Linked DNA regions of Homo sapiens: region 1 is linked to region 2. The links are chromatin contacts, found by Hi-C or POLR2A ChIA-PET in ENCODE. All regions are on one chromosome and are shown on one strand. The core of a region is the stretch at or near the end of the contact, and the rest is flanking DNA. Distances in the headings are between cores, read along the strand shown.

What was found. Hi-C counts contacts between places; a loop is a spot of excess contacts on that map. ChIA-PET counts read pairs that join two places held with the same protein, here RNA polymerase II (POLR2A). Pooled maps may share reads with other maps.
Region 1: a map of natural killer cell shows a loop between it and region 2 (2.6-fold over the local background). The contact joins two enhancer-like sites. A Hi-C loop is called at or near these places in 2 of 168 maps with a recorded cell type or tissue (heart right ventricle and natural killer cell), 1 of 37 single-sample maps with no recorded cell type and 11 of 50 pooled maps. POLR2A ChIA-PET finds 5 or more read pairs at or near these places in 5 of 52 experiments (GM12878, OCI-LY7, activated CD4-positive, alpha-beta memory T cell and 1 more).

What each region holds. Positions count from the first base shown.
Region 1 is chr2:8,407,819-8,414,219 of GRCh38, forward strand. No RefSeq gene overlaps it. Among named protein-coding and RNA genes, the nearest start is that of LINC00299, 83 kb to the left of the region's middle. Within about 2 kb of position 4,958, at least 10 of the 41 ENCODE cell types and tissues checked have a DNase peak (open chromatin) inside an H3K27ac peak, as active enhancers do.
Region 2 is chr2:8,343,739-8,350,208 of GRCh38, forward strand. No RefSeq gene overlaps it. Among named protein-coding and RNA genes, the nearest start is that of LINC00299, 19 kb to the left of the region's middle. Within about 2 kb of position 2,678, at least 2 of the 41 ENCODE cell types and tissues checked have a DNase peak (open chromatin) inside an H3K27ac peak, as active enhancers do.

The DNA.
Region 1 (6,401 bases), core at 3,708-6,207, 66 kb after region 2:
GTCTATCTCTATATGTCCTACAGGTTACGTTTCGCTTAGAGAACCCTGACTAATACTGTATACTTCCCAATGCCTACTTTAATCCTCAAAAGAAAGCTGAATCTGATTCACACAGTTTTATTCAATAAAGATCTCGATGACAATGTCAATTCAGGTGATTGGAACAGTTAAAACTGAGCCAAAATGCTGTGTGACACTAAAAATCCAGAAAAATTTACAGAAAAAAAGTTATTTGTTATTATTTATTTATATTTATTTTATTTTATTTTTGAGATGGAGTATCACTTCCATTGCACAGCTGGAGTGCAGTGGCACAATCTCCGCTCACCGCAACCTCCACCTCCTGGGTTCAAGCGATTCTCCTTCCTCAACCTCCCCAATAGCTGGGATTACAGGCTTGTGCCACCACGCCCAGCTAATTTTTTTGTATTTTTAGTAGAGACAGGGTTTCACCATGTTGGCCAGGCTGGTCTCAAACTCCTGACCTCAGGTGATCCACCCACCTCAGCTTCTCAAAGTGCTAGGATTACAGCTGTGAGCCACTGCGCCCGACCAGCAAAAAGTTATTCTTACTCTGTTTTTCAATGCTACTCTATACCAAGCTGTAATGGGTATACATACATAGATTATAAAGCAATGAGACCCCTTGTTTATGTCCCACAGTGATGCCCAAGTTATCTGCGATATGCTATATTCATTGGTTAATGTGAGTACTTGGGGAGTTTCTAATATAACCTTTAATGTGTGTGAACAAATTGCCAATAAATCCCAGAATAGACTTTAAGAAGTCAGCATGATTTTTCCCTGTTAGATATCATCTTTAAAAAGGGTAGGAGAAAGTTGTCTGGAAAAAAAAAAAAAAAAAAACTTCAGCATGTAAATTAATTTTAAAATGGGCATGGTAGTTTTACATTTTGAAGATAAGAAGATTAACCAGAAGGAACTGAGAGAGAAAATTATCAAACCTGAATGGGGAAAAATGCCTGAAAAAATATAGCTGTGAAGAGAGCTGAGTCATTTGTGATAGAATTTTAAGGCCCTGCAAAAGTCCCGAACATGGTCACAAGTGGTTTACATAAATCCATGTGCCCTCTTCTTCGAGCCAATCAACTGCTCTCCAGCCCTGCGGCGAGTGGCATCGCTAGGATGAGTCAATGACACTGTCACACAGTAGAAAACACAGCCTCCTTCCATCTCCATGATGTGCTTTCTCACAACTTCATTAAACTGAACCAGAAATCACATCAGACAACATGGAAGAGTCATGGGATGACTTTTGACATGAGATTGAGAGACAGGTGGGTGAGACTTCAAGAAAAATGACACAAAGATAAGACAGTTTCAGATTCAAGATGATCTTACACTTCTGAAAACCCAAACATCAACGTCTTAGGGCCAGAAAGTAAAACTTCTAATGAATAGGATGTGAAAGTCGCCAGGCAGACTCCTTGCATTTCACCATGACACTAAATGAAAGCACAGAAAGTCCAGAAGCTAAATGAATGTGTAAGATTTCTCAGACAAGATCTCTGGGGTCGCTCTAATTATAACACCCAAATGTTGTTAGCAACAATAGAAAGAGCAATTTAGATATGTGATTTGGTGATTGTTTAAAATACATTTGGGGCTCTTTTGAGAGTTCTGAAATTTCCATAGCAGCTGCGTACTTCAGACCTGGTGGCATTTGGGGAAACACTTGTCAAATCCATACTTGGAGCCCAGGCTGCCTGGTGAAAACGGATTTTTTTCCCTATTGTTAAGTGAAAATTCCATGAGCAAAATATTCTTACATTGTGCCCAGTAGAAATGTACCTTTCCACTGAAAATATTACCCTAATGAGCTTGCTTGTAATGTTCACACTGGAAATAACAGAAACATGCAGGCCCTCCCTGTCTTTTTCTCTTCTATGACCTTCTCCTCCACTTTACTGACAGAGTATGAGTAAGCTGGCAGAAAATCAACAGGGACAAAGGGAACTACTGGCCTCTTGGTTACAGAGGGCCCTTTCGATACCATCCTACATCTACAATACACCACCAGTTTCCTCCTCCATGATGTGACGTTCTTTAAGGAATAGTTTAGAAGGGCCTGACTTAGAACTATGCCAACAGCTCTTGGCACCACTTATTTGCAGACTCTGGCCCAACTGGCTGAAATCAGTCTTTGCTAATTTATCAGCCAGCACAGGTCTCAGCTGCAGTTTTCAGCTTTGATCAAAGCTGAAGCCCATATCATCGTAACATCATGTGTGAGTCTGGGTCTGGATCAGCAGTGGCTGGGAAGACTAAGGAGAAGCACAGAAGGGACCCAGAGTATGGCTGGGCCACCTGCTCCCCTCATTAGGATGGGATGAAATAGTGCAGCTGATTGGCCCAGGGAGAAGGGGGTGTGGGCTGGAGATGGAACAGAGGAGGGTTAGAGAGGGGCTCCCAGGAGGCTGGAATTCTATCTCACCGGCTGCCATCTATTAACCTTGACTAAAGACCTGGCACTGGCCTTGGCACTTACAGATGGTTAGGAACCCAGCCCTCGAGGACTCAGAGACCAGAGACCGCTAGTTCTAATATAGGTCAGACCTGTAAATGCATGAATGGGGAAGAAATAATCAACAATGGGACTACAGAGAAACAAAGAAATATCAGAAGGACAGACTACAAGGATAGTTTAGCCGCAAATTCACCCAAAAACAGGGAAAATTAGAGGAGGAAAAAAGGTTCCAGGACCTTTTTTCCCTTCATTCGAATCCACTTATTAAGCACCTACTAATGCAACCATTTATTAAGCACCTTCTACATGCAAGACACACAAATATTAATAGATAGAGTTCCAGCCCTCCGGGACTTCAAGACACAAACACAAACAACTGTGGAAAAGATTGCATGGTAATAAGATATTTCCCTGTGCAAAGTACTGTGAGTGAGAGACCCTGTCTGGGGGAGGATCTGGAGAGCTTCCAGGAGAAGTTGCCATTCACAATGAGCCTTCCAAGGTGAGTAGGGCTTCAACTTGCCAAGATGGGAGGTTAGCTTTGGCTCAACTCTTGTAAGCCTGAAGTTAACAATGCCAGGTGCAGAGCTTTCTTCCCTTTCCTGGAGGTTTGAAGGGGGAGGCTCACAGCCTGCAGGCAGCATGGCCTGCATTCTCTTACGAGATGTATCTCTTTGAGATACGGCTCCTTGCCCTGCAGAAAAGTGCAGCAGTTAACTGGAGCAGCAAGGAGACCCGGAATTCTGGGAGACCACCGGGCAAAACAGAGGCTGACCCAACCCAGTGGCTCCCGTACCACAACTGCCCCATGGATTTCAGTTCAATTACAGGCTTCTCAACCTCCCTCTCTCAGTCCTCCTGTAAATGGCCCACACTGTGTCCCACCCACCGCTCTTCTTAACAGGCTGTGCAACCTCAGGCAGCTGCTTGAACTGCTCTGTCTCAAATTCATCCTCTGTAAAATGGAGACCATTAAAACCAGAATCTCATAGGGTCCCACTGAAGAGTCAATGGAGTAGTGCTTAGTACAGGATTTAGCCCAGAGCGAGCTCTCAGGAACTTTTGTTATATTTAATGATCATTTTGTACCTACGTGATCTCCACCACACCCACGACTTCGCCATACCCCCACATCCGCATCTGCAGCTCTCTTCTCTTCCCCATGGCCTGCCCTAGAAGTCTGACAGCCTTATGGGCATCACCCCAAAATTACAACGAACACCTCTAACTTTTCAGACTCCTCAAATTAATCGTCTTTCCTCAACTGTGCCTCCTTCTTCCTTGATCTCGGGGATGACATCAGCACGCAATGCTTCCCCAAAAAAGAACTCAGACACCAGCAAAGACTCGCCCTCTCATTTCATCCAATAAATAGATCTGATTTACTAGAACCTCTTGGCTGGATAATCTCCTTCCCCTTCCCAATACCATCTGGGGACTCGTTCTCACCTGCCCAGCCCCAGTGCCCCCAGGCTGGGGTCCCCAGAATGTCTCGCACACGATGGCCGACACACACGTCTGATCATGTCCATGTCCTGGTGAGAGCCACCCTGGCCCTCCATGGCTTTCCAGATAAGGCCTGTGCTGCGGTCGGCACCTGAGGCCCTCCCGGTCTCTCCTGCTTTTCTAGCCAGGCCTCCATAAATGTCGGCCTCACATTTAGTAAAGCATGATGGGTTCTCCATGAATAACTAGAATGGATGAATGAATGAACCTGCCACTTGGTGCCCTGAAAGAACCATTCCTCTGGCCATTCTGAACTATTAATATTTCCAATTCCCTCAACGTGGCACCCTTGAAGACAGGCCTGTGCCTGCTGCATACCCAGGCTAGCTGGCTCCCTGCTGGATTGTCTGCTTCCCAGGCCCTTCCCAGGTGGAGATGGTGGCCCTCGGTGCCTTCACGGTGCTTCAGATCTGTCTCCCCACTTGGGAAGTTATTCCCTCGGCATCAGCTTATTGCTGGTCTTCCCACTAATCTCAGAGTTTCCTAAAGTCAGGAATGACGTCATATTTGTCTAGGAGTCTCTGAGCACTGCCCGGTCTAACACCACGTTCTGTTAATGATTTATTAACCTGCGAAGGAATGGGCCACATGCCAATTGTGTCATACAAACAACACAAGCGAAGACATCAGTGTGGCATCTGTCTTTTTCCTTTTGGCTTTATTTCCATAGGGCTTTCCAGTACATGCCCCATTCTGTCTTATGAGAAGAGAATGGACCTTGAGGGCTTTTTTTCCCCTTCCTTTTTCTGCCAGACGCACTTCCTGCTGCATTGAGAGACTTTTGGAAGGTTCGCCTTTCCCTCAAATTTCTCATGATGTTGAAGAACTATAATCGCCACTGAATGGTCCAGTTTAGCACAGAGAAAGCCAACCAACATTCACCAGCAGACTTTAAATGCTGACAGTTGAAACAGCCAAGAAAAGTTCATTAAGTGCTAAGCAAGAAAAAGAGCAAGAAAATGAGACAGAATCGCTCCCTGGGGCATTGCAAAAGCAGGCCTTTGTGAGGAAACATTCCTGAAGGAATCTGGGGAAATGACATTGTAAAACTGCAACAGACGGCAGGATAGGACAACAGGCTCCCAAATAACTGCATGGCACCACACCAATGCTCCTTGTGGAGGGAGAGCACATCACAGAGCCCCTTGAGAGGCAGGCTGGAGAAGGCTGCCCCAGCACACCCGAACATCAAGGCGTTTTCAAACTTCTCAATTTTCTTTTCTTTTCTTTTTGTTTTGTTTTGTTTTGGAGACACAGTCTCTCTCTGTCACCCAGGGTGCAGTGCAGTGGTGCCATCTCAGCTCACTGCAATCTGCCTCCCGGGTTCAAGCAATTCTCATGCCTCAGCCTCCCAAGTAGCTGGGACTACAGGCACACCACCACACTCAGCTAATTTTTGTATTATTAGTAGAGACAGAGTTTCACCATGTTGCCCAGGTTGGTCTCGAACTCCTGGCTTCAAGCGATCCACCCGCCTCAGCCTCCCAAAATACTGGAATTATAGGTGTGAGCCCCCGCATCCAGCCTAAACTGTTTCTTTAAAGACCATTTGTACTCCCCTTGCCTCAGCACCAAAGGGAATGAGAATTCAGGGAAGCATGCCTCCCCCCTCTCAGTTTGCAGTTGAAAACTGGTCAAGAGGAACCAGGTACATTTGGGTTTTTTCTAAAGAAGCCAAGGATAAAAACCATGGCCACTATACCATGGACAGCTTTGAAATGAACAGAATTGTTTTCACACACAGGACCAGCCAGAGGTAAATGTGCCTCTTCAAAAAATGTGGTGTCAATGCAATGTGCAGAAACTGTCAGGGGTGGGGGAAGGGGACTCTAAGTAGGATGGTCATATCCTGTATTGTCCACACAAGGTCATTTTTGAGAGCAGAAGGAGAAGTTACTACTTACAACACCTGGACAATTCGTTGCAAACCAGCGCTACCCAGGCAAATAAGTGAGTCTGGCCACCTCACCCTGAGTAACGTACTCTGTGAACAAATTGCTGAGGTGAGGAGAAAGAATATCTGGGTTGTAGAGGCAAACACATACTTTTAAAAAAATAAATAAAGAGGCTCTCTCTGGACTTAGTACTTTGACTTTTTCCTGATGCAGTTACAGTCCAAATCACATAGGCATTTCTTATCAGCAAAAGCAGCCAATAAAATACAGAAGGACCGTGAGAGAGATGGGCCAGAGCTCTTGTGAAAGTCTTTCAACACACTGGCGGGCTTCTGCCAACAGGAAAACATTTAGCAAGAGGTGTGCAAGCTATTTGTAGATACAACCCGATCATTCAAAGGTAACTATGATCTGGCACACAACAGCATGTACCCTTTAAAAATAAGCCCATAAAAGTGAAGCTTTGCTTCACATGTCTAAGTGTTTCTGCATTATATATATGATGAATATAT
Region 2 (6,470 bases), core at 1,428-3,927:
CTGGGTGCCTGTCACCTTTGCCTTTCCAGTCCTAATCTCGGTAGTAGGTATTTATAAACAGTACCTGTATTAGTTCATTTTCATACTGCTATAAAGAACTGCCTGAGACTGGGTAATTTATAAAGGAAACAGGTTTAATTGACTCAATGTTCTGCATGGCTGGGGAGGCCTCAGGAAAATTACAGTCACGGCGGAAAGGAAAGCAAGGCACCTTCACAAGGCAGCAGGAAGGAGAAGTGCCTGATGAAGCAGGGAACGGCCCCTTATAAAACCATCAGATCTCGTGAGAACTCACTATCACGAGAACAGCATGGGAGAAATTGCACCCCCATGATTCAATTACCTCCACCTGGTCTCTCCCTTGACACTTGGGGATTATGGGCATTAAAATTCAAGATGAGATCTGGGTGGGGACACAAAGCCTAACCATATCAGTGCCCAATCGAGCTGCTCCTGATTAGGGAGTGACATTAATAGAACGCCCCTCCATAGTCCTGGATTCATAAAGAGTTCTCTGCAGTTAGGTCCCCTATTGATTTGATCACATGACTTTTTTTTTTTTTATTTCTTCAAATAACAAGTCTAGTCCTGCATGCGGGCCTGCTTCAATTAGACGCCAGCACTACGATAATTGTAATTTTTTCCTTTGGTATGCATGAGTGTTCCTGTGGGAACATAATTTAGCTGGACATATTAAATCATGTCATCGGCAGTCACAAGCCAAATGAATTATTGATCAATGGCTGTGAAATCAAAGTGCATCTGCAGAATTACATTTGGAAGCAGGGATTCATTTACAGTAAACTTGACTCTGGAAGTGCTCCATCTGACTGAGTGCAGGGTGGAGTGATCTCTCCATGGCTTTACTTCTTATCCTCTAAGTATCTGTATTGTGTCTTTGAAAGGGCCTTGCTGAATCTAAAGTAAATACAAATGCTGCCGTGATTATCATTTGAGGTGATTGTCTTCTATTTAAGAGTAGAAATAGAAAATTGGAGTTTCCAGCCTGTATGTTACCTCCTACCCAAAATGACACCACTGCTACCAATATTCCTCAGCAGCCATTGAGTGACACTGTGGCAGGCACTGCCCTCCACTCACAGGGCTCCTTCACTGGCCTTCCTTGCTGGGATTGTTCTTCCCTCACACAGCCACATGGCTAGTTCCCTTGCCCCTTATGTGTCATGCTGTTTAATCGTCTCCACCCTGTTAGGCCAGCACAATTATTATCCCCACTGGACAAACAAGGAAACAGACAGGGTTAAAGAACTCTCCCAGAACTGCACAGCTAGCAAGCAAGACAGGTAAGATTCAAACCCAGGCAGCGTAAGTCCACATCAGATGTGCAGCGCCTCTGCCCATGGGAGACAGGAAAGAAGAACGTGGGTAGCAGGTGTCTGGGGAGCCTGCCTGGCTAGTATCGAAACAGGCCATGGAATGTAGGGTGGGGGGTGATTTCACCTTCATACCCCTCCTCCCCATTTCCCACAGGCACTTTTCAAATTTTCACACAGGTCACAGGGGTCTTCTGAAAATACAGATTCTGACTCCCTCGGAGCAGGGTAGGCCAGAGGCTTTGCATTGCCAACAAACTCAGGTAGTGCTAATGCCGCTGGCCCGTGGCCAGGTCTGGAAGGCTGGGTCAGGGGGAGGAAGGCTGAGTGAGGAGGCTAGTACATCTGTCAGGGTCCTGGCAGACCAAGATGGCGCATCCAAGGGCTATGGAAGAGCTTATTGAAGAGACTGTTTCCAGAGGGGCGAACAGGTTAAGGGAACCAACAGGGTGACTTAAAGACCCAGAAACTAGCAGCAGGAAGCTGCTACCTGGGTCTGAAGGGTGATGAGGAGATGGGTCTGGCCCTGGGAGAGGGGCCATCAGGGGAATCATCTCCAAGGGAATCATCTGGTGCCTGTGCCTCGGCTAAAGAGGTGCCCTCCCAGTGGCTGGTTTGTGTGGTCTCCTGCATATGGTGTTCAGCTACACCTTGGCCTCCTAAGCAAGGAAAGCCATGCCTCCTCTGGGCACCCTGTAACCACAGTCTCAAGGATCCCATGCCTCCAGTAACCTCCATCCTCTCCCACATGGAGCCACAAGAACCTGAGACCTCTTCTACACCTTCTAATGGACTCAGAAACCTGGAATGGGGTGAGGGTGACCTGCATCTTTCTCCCAGGCATATAATACTGTGGTCTCAGCTTGCCTCCTGCCTTCAGAAATCTCTGGACCCAAAATAGACAACAGCCTCTATGGCCGAGCACATCCTCCAACTGCAGGGAACCTGTGTGAAGCTCTCCTAAAGACTCCCCCAGATTCCACTTTGACAGCAGCACCAAGACGGGCCCCGGGACTTCTGGAGCTCAGCAAGTGTCCAGAGGGAGAAAGCTGCCAGGCTCCTCATGCTGCAGACACTTCCATGGGCCCTAATAATTCCCCTGGAGACCTGCCCTTGACTTCAAGGAAAGACACCACCTCTACTGTGGGACTCCCCCACCGCCAGACTCCATGTACCCAAGAACGCCAGCCACCCGACTTCCTGGGGATGGCAGTGGCAGGATGGTGGCTGCTGTTTATAGGGCCTATGGAAGGTGTCCAATATTAATTTCTAACACTCTCTTTAGAATATGAGAACACTTAACACATTTTGTTTTCAATTATGGGTCTTAGTTGCACGAGAAAAGCTTCATGCATCATCTTACTACAAATGAAACCAGAACATACCCGTAGATGGACTTGTTAACAATGCTGGTAAAAGTGTGGTTAGGAGAGGTTGCTGCACCTTCTCAGAGAAACGAGCTTTGGCTTTGGGTTTTATTGCAACTCTCACCTTTACTGCAACTGTAACTGAGTCTCGTTACAAATCCTGCACATTTACTCTTCCCAAGGGCCTTGTGTGTGACGGATACTCAAATATTTTTTGATGTTTGTAAAGCAACCCCATGTTCTTTGACACATGGATTTTAAGCATGTGATTAGAGGTCATAGCTGCAAAACCAGCTGGCGCCAGAGGTCCTTCCTCCTCCATCTGAAGCAGCAATTCCTCAGAGAGTCCATGGAGTTTGGGAGAAATGGACAAGAAAGAGTTGAAGGAAAGGGGATCCCCACAACGTCAGCTACACCAGCCAAATAAACAGAGGCCATGGGAGGGGTGACAGATGTTGCTGTCAAAACACATCATCATGAGCATTGTGACACTAAGCTGACAGTGTGTCTAGTAATAAGATTGACATATGAGGTTCAAGTCATACAATCTGGGAGGTTTAGTTGTAAAATGATCAAAATACATGCAATTTCTGCCAGGACCTCATCTCACCATATATTGTTGGAAGGCATCTGATTCCAACTATCCTGGCCACTCCTAATGGGTTTTTCTTCAAGCAAATTTTATGGCCTTCAGGCTCCAAGAAGCATGATATCCACTTTGTAAGTCCTTCCTAATTGGCTATCCACATTCCTACGCACTGCACCCTATCTCCCAGGGGCATGTGGTGGCTGTGGAAGGCCTGCTTTTTCATGATATCTGTTCAGCTGAGCATTCTCTTTGAGGACTAGGATCCAATTTCAGTCTGGACTGTTCATGGCATTATAACAACCATAATACCTAACAATCATGATGTGCTTACTGCATGCCACGCTCTGTTTTAAGAACATTACATGTGTTACTTCACTTAACCCTCCAACAATCATATGACGCGTGCAGATTAGGAAATTGAGGCACGAAGCTGGATAGACTACAGTGACCAGTGACAGGGTGAATCATTGAGACAGTGAAAAAAACAGAGATGAGGACTCGGTGCACCTGCTTTCTACTCCAAATTTCTATGGGTGATCTGTTATGTTTTCCCTCTCTGCTGACTAGTAGATGATAAATAACTCTGTATTTGCAAGAAGAATCTCTCAGGTGTCCATGCACAGTTCGCTTTCACTCTGTGAGTCTAACTGCAAGACTTCTTTAGGGAACATCACCCAACAGCATAGACCTCATAGTGATGCAAAACAAATAAGTCACATTTGTGATAACCAAAAATTGCTTTGTGTAGTAAAGCGTGACTTTAATAAGCTTTAAATGGTACAATTGCATAATTTACAATGGATATACTCTAATAGCACCATTTCTATAGCTCACACCCTGGCAAAAATTTTAAAGCCTAATTTCCATTGGAAAAATAACTTTCTCTTTTGCAAGTGGTCTCTAAATGAGAAAAGGCATTTGTATCAATTACTCGACACAGGAGACACAGTGTTGATCTACAAAATGAATTTTAGAAGGGAAAGGGATGGGAAGAGAGAGAGAAAATAATTTTAAGTAAATTGCATGCTGGACCTGCCAAAAGAGTATCTGGGTCCCAGCAAGAAGAGAACCTAGTTACTCCAAGGCATCTCACACCTCACGCTCTCTTTCCACTGCCTCTTGTTCAACTTCACCTAACACCTAGTCCCACTGTACTCATGTACATTATTTACCTATTGAGGCAAAGCCTACAATAGTGGAAATGGACACAGAAGTGTTGCTTAGGAAAAGGAACGTCATTTGAACAGCTGAAGACTGCATGTTATTTATCAGGATATTCAACCAAGCCAAAGGAAAAAGCAGCCACCGTGCACAGGGAGTTACAGCCCTGCTTGGCCCAGCTGTGACACAAATGGAGTGACAAAGTGAGCTGGGAGAAGAGAGCAAAAACATCCTCCCAGGTTCTCCTGGACAGAAAGCGGGACCTCTCCATCCCCTCTACAAGCAGAATTCGTGTGCTTTTCAAGCTCATTTCAAAACAATGGAATCCTTGAAATCAAATCCCAAACAGCCTGGAAAAAGAAGATACTGACAGTTATGAAAACCAGAAATGGTTATTTCTAGGTAGGTTCTGATTTTTTTAGTTACTTGTTTTCATCTGTTCTGCACTATACCATGCATATTACACATCTTACTGGAAAAAAATGCATTGATTCTGAGGCCACACATCAATAAATCAATTCCTGCTAGACAAGACATAGACAAATGAGTGTTGCAGAATGGGAGGAGCAGATACCAAAAAGGGCTCGTGACCTAGCCCCACTCCCTCTTCCACAAATTCTGTTACTTTCACCCTCTCACGAAAGCCCTTTGGGCCTTGTTTTCATATTTCAAAACAGCATTATTATTTTATCTGTCTGTGTCAGGCCTGATTTTTCTGCCTGAAATTGTACCAACTGAGTTCATGGTGCAAAAGGATTCTGCATTTTGTAAACCTGTCTTTAAAAGCCTCCCTTGCAGACAAGGTACCTGTCAGAGCCTCCTGTGGTTAGCTGGGGCCTTTTGATTGTTTGAGCAAACAGAATGGGTAGAAATGGGCCAGGCGCAGTGGCTCACACCTGCAATCCCAGCACTCTGGGAGGTCGAGGCGGGTGGATCACCTGAGGTCAGGCATTTAAGACCAGCCTGACCAACGTGGTGAAACCCTGTCTCTACTAAATATACAAAAATTAGCCAGGTGTGGTGGCACATGCTTGTAATCCCAGTTACTTAGGAGGCTGAAGAAGGAGAATGAATCACTTGAACCTGGGAGGCAGAGGTTGCAGTGAGCCAAGATTGTGCCATTGCACTCCAGCCTGGGAGTGAGACTCCATCTAAAAAAAAAATGGGTAGAAATGCATTCTGCATGTGAGAAAGACATGAATTTTTAGGGGCCAGAGGATGGATTGAATTATGGCCCCACCCCCATAAATCTTTGCCGTTCGTGGAAATGGGGGCTGAAGGACTCTGTTTGTTTGGGCTGCTGAAACAGAATCCCAGAGACTGAGCAATTAATGAAAAACAGAAATGCATTCCTTACTTCTGGGGCCTGGGAAGTCGAAGATCAAGGTGCCAGCATATGGTAAGGGCCTTCTTCCTGTGTCCTCACATGGCAGAAGGCAGAGGGTGAGAGAAAACAAACTCCCCGCATCAAGCCCCCTTGTAAAGGGACCTGATCCCACCATCTACAAGAGAGCAACCTCATGGCCTAGTCACCTCTCAAAGGTCCCACCTCCTAATACCATCACATTAGCAGCACCTGAATTTTGGAGGAGGCACACTCAAACCATAACAAGGATCAACACAGTGAAGACACCAGAGATGAAGATGGGATAGGGGAGAAAGCACCAAAAGAAAGTGGAGCTCACAGACTGAAGCCAGCACTTACGAAGAAGTCTGAGTTTTGAGGCAACCCAGGGAAAAGCGGAGTAGATGATTATCCACAGTGGGAATAAGGAAGAGGTGGTGAAAATGGACACTAGGCTAGAAATGCCTTCCTGCCATCAACAGCCTAAATTGGGGCTGGAACACGACCTCAAAGTCCTGCTGTTCACAGACAAACCCTCCCAGGCAGTAATAGCCCATTGGCAAAGCATCTTCCTTTCCCTATCAGAAAGCAGCCCCCACAGGGAATGGGGATAGGGGAAATGATGGGAGAGCCAGAAGTCTTCATCACACCCTAAAATGCCAGGGCACGAAACC